Linked DNA regions of Homo sapiens: region 2 is linked to region 1. A link is a contact called in ENCODE Hi-C or POLR2A ChIA-PET data. All regions are on one chromosome and are shown on one strand. Each heading gives the region's core, a stretch centred on a gene start or an enhancer-like site at or near the end of the contact. The rest is flanking DNA. Distances are from core to core; before and after follow the strand shown. Region 1 has its middle 24 kb from the start of EIF1B. Region 2 overlaps ULK4 (unc-51 like kinase 4).

What was found. A loop is a pair of places that touch in the nucleus more often than their neighbours do. ChIA-PET counts read pairs that join two places held with the same protein, here RNA polymerase II (POLR2A). Pooled maps may share reads with other maps.
Region 2: a map with no recorded cell type shows a loop between it and region 1 (2.7-fold over the local background). The contact joins two enhancer-like sites. A Hi-C loop is called at or near these places in 1 of 168 maps with a recorded cell type or tissue (IMR-90), 2 of 37 single-sample maps with no recorded cell type and 1 of 50 pooled maps. POLR2A ChIA-PET finds 5 or more read pairs at or near these places in 2 of 52 experiments (OCI-LY7 and activated CD4-positive, alpha-beta T cell).

What each region holds. Positions count from the first base shown.
Region 1 is chr3:40,332,322-40,335,021 of GRCh38, forward strand. No RefSeq gene overlaps it. Among named protein-coding and RNA genes, the nearest start is that of EIF1B, 24 kb to the left of the region's middle. Within about 2 kb of position 1,275, at least 2 of the 41 ENCODE cell types and tissues checked have a DNase peak (open chromatin) inside an H3K27ac peak, as active enhancers do.
Region 2 is chr3:41,690,078-41,692,777 of GRCh38, forward strand. The region is part of intron 27 of ULK4 (unc-51 like kinase 4); the gene reads right to left. Among named protein-coding and RNA genes, the nearest start is that of ULK4, 270 kb to the right of the region's middle. Within about 2 kb of position 1,259, at least 2 of the 41 ENCODE cell types and tissues checked have a DNase peak (open chromatin) inside an H3K27ac peak, as active enhancers do.

The sequences.
Region 1 (2,700 bases), core at 25-2,524:
ACTCTGGAAGACCGGGCCTCCTTGCGTGGTTGAGAGGAGAACATCAGAGACAGGGACCATGCTCAAATGCACCAGCTTTTAATAACTGGGTTTGGTACCATGGCTTGTCACCCCACTCCACCCCAACCACCAGAATAAAAACGTATTATTAGACTCTAGCAGAGGCCGACTCACCCTGAAACAAACACACTGGGACTTTCTGGTGCCTCGCCTGTCCAGGCCTCCTCCTTGCCCCTGAGCCTAGTATTGCATTCATTCATATGCTTTTATTCCTTTCTTAAAGGGGGTCTCTAAAACTGCATAAGTCTCAGGTCCCAGCAGACTGGGATGTTCTTGCTTTCAGAAATTTGAGATGGGAAATAAGAAAATAATCCAGCCGTTGGTGGTAGGAGCTGCAGCTGTCTGAAAGGAGGGATCATGAGGGACCCTGAGGAGAGCAGAGCAATGAGCACGCCAGAGATTTGTTTCAGCTGGCCTTGTGAGAGCACTAGGCCTGGAGAGTGAAAAGGAAGATGCAAGTGCCGGCAGAGCTGCGGTGTTGCGGGGAGGAGTGAATGAGTGAGTGTGATGATGCATGACTGCCTGAGCTTGCACTCTGCACAGTGAGTGCTTGCTGAACTTCGTCGGTATAGTTATTGTTAGCACTGCTGATATTACTGTGAAGGTCCGCGCACTCCATTTCCTGGGGTCCTTGGAGCCTGGTTCTGCTCTGGATAAAATGGTCAGGGAAGTCTAACACGCAGCTCTGAGTACACCCCCTGAAGGGGACAGAAGCTGAGAAATTGACCCTCCTCCACTTCACACGTACACCAGAATAGGGAGACCACGGGACAAAGCGCTCATTGACACCCATGAAAGTTAGGTCTGTCCCCAAGAACGCCTTTCCACCTGGTCTTTCCCAGATGGCTGCTTGAAGGGCTCAGGAGGAGGAGCCTGCAAGTCATGGTAACCGATTTGATGATGAACCTATGAGAAGCCACTCGCATTTGCTACCCCAGGCCACCCACATTGGTGTTCTTTGTTTCTACTACTAGTTTACAACATCTTTCTATTCTACTGCCAGGGAGGAAAAAAGGTGTTCCACAAAACTGCCCAAGAGGACATACCTAGGAGGAGCGTCTGACATCAGCGGGGATCTTTGTGCTGCCCTTTCAAACCCTCGCCTCACTAATTACCCAGCAGGAGACAGCCAGCTCCATCCATATTGGAGTTTCACCTTTAATTAAACTTTAATTCACTCATGCCTTATCCTTGTGGCCACATGCTGCTGGGAATCAGTGCCACAGCAACTTGGACCCAGGCCAGAACCTTGCAGAAGAACACCCAGAGGCATCACCAAGTAAAAATAGACTTTCCTGACTATTAAATCCAACACTGTACTCAGGGAACCAACAAGAGTGCTCTCAAGGAAAGCTGTGATCTGCCTATAGGCAAAGAATGGATGATTTCAGTAATTCCTCCCCTCCCCTCCCCGCCCCAACTACACAGGGAGACTCAAACAAACTAGGATTATACAATTACCCATTTAACTTCATCTCATTTCCGATAAGAAGTAATCAGGGGAAGCATAAGAAAACCAAGAACTTCCAACCACTCACATTTATGAAGTGCTAACTCCGTGCCAGGCATGATGGGGAAATGAGATGAAATCAGCTTTCTGTAGACATTGTCAGGGCCCTGCCTACTGTGCACCTGGCAGTCACCTACAGTTCCCACAGGCCCACAGCTTCCTACCCTACACATCTGCATGTCTCTGACAGGCCATTCTCTGGCTGTGGGCATGTGCGGCAAGTCAGCAGGACTGCCCGGAAGTGCCAGGGAGTTAATGCTCCAGGAGTGGTTCCAATGAGGGACAGGAGCTGGTGGACAAACACCCCAGCTTCCTCAACTATTGGTTCCACTTCTTCTCTCAGAATGTCTCTCAGAAGGTCCCCCAGGAGGGAGCCCCAGGTGACTGCCCTAGCCTCCAGCTCATTAATTCACCTTGTATTGGCTTTCATTCTTCTCTGACTCACTTCCCTTCTCTCTCACCAAGCTTTTAGGAATCACTTTTCAGATAAACTACTTGCACCCAATCCTAGTCTCAGTGTCAGCTTTTGGAGGAACACTAACGAAGACACAATTTTAGTCTTAACCTTGATGATAATGACACAAGTTAACTTTAATAAACGTGAAGGCCTAAAACTCAAATATCCATAAGCCAAAAGCCAATGTGATCAAATATCTAAGGCCAAACCCAAGTGGGGCCTAAGGGGCCCTGGAGAGCAGGTATCCTCTTTGGGAGGTAGCTACTAGTCTACTCAAGAGGCTGTTTCCATGCAAGAAGGTGGGGCCAGTATTGTTAGAGCTTCCAATTTTTAAAGAGATGCTGGAATTCTGCATTTTTATATGGACTTTCCCAATTTTTGAATGTTGAAATCAACTCAAAAATTTGAAAGCACTATGAAGCCCAAGAGAAATCCATCCATGGACAAGAGCATGCCCACAGACCCCAGTTTGTGACCTCTGGTTCCACTGGATTTAATAATCCAGCAGCCACTGTTGACCCTTCCCAGGGCAGTTTAAATTGAGTAGTGAGGCCAGAAAGCATATTGTGGAGAGCTGAGAAAAGAATTGGAAGTGAGAAAATAGAGAAAGCCAGTATAGATGATTCTTTCCAGAGCAGAGATAGAGTAGTAGATATTGAAGTGAAATAAATAT
Region 2 (2,700 bases), core at 9-2,508, 1.4 Mb after region 1:
TGGCACATATACACCATGGAATACTATGCAGCCATAAAAAATGATGAGTTCATGTCCTTTGTAGGGACATGGATGAAATTGGAAATCATCATTCTCAGTAAACTATCGCAAGAACAAAAAACCAAACACCGCATATTCTCACTCATAGGTGGGAACTGAACAATGAGAACACATGGACACAGGAAGGGGAACATCACACTCCGGGGACTGTTGTGGGGTAGGGGGAGTGGGGAGGGATAGCTTTAGGAGATATACCTAATGCTAAATGACGAGTTAATGGGTGCAGCACACCAGCATGGCACATGTATACATATGTAACTAACCTGCACATTGTGCACATGTACCCTAAAGTATAATAATAATAAAATTAAAAAATAATAATAATTTTTAAAAAAGAAAAAAAAAACTTTTCTCACAGGCCTTCTTCCTTCACAAGCTCTGGGCTCCTATTCTGCTGCCTAACTTTTTGGCTTCTAGGCAGCCCTCCTCTTTGTTTCTGCCTCCTTTCCTCTTTTCTTAGCTCTCCCACCAACCAATACATTTTTATTTCTTATGCAGACAAATTTTAGCTACTCTGCTACCCCCATCCCCTTTCTTCATCCAGGGTTCTACGCCACTCCCCAGTCCTACCTACAAAAGAAAGAGAAGCTCAATACAGACCATCCATGGCCTCATAGTTATAGAAAGGCCAGGCATATGTTTCCAGGTAACTGCTTTTCTGTCTTCAACCAGACCACCTTTCCAGGACAGAGCACCTATATGCAAAAGGGGGGTACTTCCCTCATAATCCAAGCTCATAATGTTATAGCAGGTAGTCAGGCAGACATGAGCAGGGCAGGAGAGGGCACCCCACCCCAACCAGGAACATCAGGCAACATCAGGTGATAGGCGGTTGTTAACTGTCTCTCTAAAATTATTGGTCACAGTCAGTGCTAGGGAAAGGCAGTCTCCCTAGATAGAAACACCTGAAACTGGTGATCAGAAGCTTCCTCGTAAGATCTAAGGAGTTAGGTGACTGGGCTCAACATGTGCACTAAGAGGCAAAATGGCAGAGTTTGGTATATGACCTTCTAGGAACATTCTAGTGGTAAAGGAAGAACTGCCTCAAGTGAGCATGTGTATAACTCCAGTAAACACAGTGCACATGCAGCCCCTGCCAAGTTCTGGAGGCCCCTGCACATACGAACAACCCACCCCAAGGGAAGCATCAGGGGGAAAGAGATGCAGACCCTGGAAGCATGCCAACATATAAAGCCCCAAGTCCAAGGTCAAACCACAAACTTGAGTCTCTCAAGTTGCCCACTTGGCCCTCTTCCAACTGTACTTTACTTCCTTTTGTTCCTGCTATAAAACTTTTAAATAAACTTTCACTCCTGCTCTAAAACTTGCCTTGAGTCTGCCTATGCCCCCGAGTCAAATTCTTTCTTCTGAGGAGGCAAGAACTGAAACTGTGGCAGACCCATACGGATTTGCCACCACTAACAATACCTCCCCCAAAGATGGGAAATTCTCTCTTCCAAATATCCATTTTAAACAGTATTATCTATTTATTTATTTCCTTTAACATCCATTGATTTTTATCTAAAGTAGTGGCTAAATTGTCTTAGGACCTGAGAAATTTCAAACCCGTTAACACACCAACACAAAGAATGAGTTAATACTACACTTATTGATTAATCATGTTACAGGATGTTTGGAGAGTGCAGTCTGATACATGATGAACCTCAATCTGCATTTTGAGAAATCAAATTAAAATTGTACGCTTTAATGACAACCCAACACCAAACAGCAACAATGCAGCAAGACAATAAAGAACAACAACAAAAAAGGACAAAGCCCTAAAAATTATCTTCATCAAATCACTTCTTTTTTTTTTTTTTTTTTTTTTTTTTGAGACTGAGTCTCGCTCTTTCACCCAGGCTGGAGTGCAGTAGTGCGATCTCAGCTCACTGCAAGCTCTGCCTCCTGGGTTCACGCCATTCTCCTGCCTCAGCCTCCCAAGTGGCTGGGACTACAGGCGCCCACCACCGCCCCCGGCTAATTTTTTGTATTTTTAGTAGAGACGGAGTTTCACCGTGTTAGCCAGGATCGTCTCGATCTCCTGACCTCGTGATCTGCCCGCCTCGGCCTCCCAAAGTGCTGGGATTACAGGCGTGAGCCACCGCGCCGGCCCATTAAATCACTTCTAATTCATAGTGAGAAAACCACGACGACACAATCTGACACAGTATATGACAGCAAACATGTTCTAAACCTTTGAGTGGGCATGGCTTTGCTCACTGGTACGGGGTCACCTTATTAAAATAGAGACTGAATCATTGAGACAATAGACAATGAGTACCTTTTTGCTGCTGTGGAGTTGGATAATTTGCTCACCAATGTTCTGCCCTTCCAGAATCTTCCACAGAATTTATACATATACGTTATATATTTATATATACTACTATATGCTACATATTTTATGACATATATAATATATATTTAATGGTATTAAAATAAATACCATTGCACCCTAATCAAGCTCCTCTGTACCAGTGATCTCTATTATAAAATTCTATCAGTCATTATTTATTTTAGTGTAGGGATAATATATGGAATAATCCAAGGAATTTTAATAATTAATACTAGTAATATTGATTTCTTAAAGACATTCACTTGTGCTAAAGTTCATTTGACAATGTGCTCTGAAAGCAGAGACCT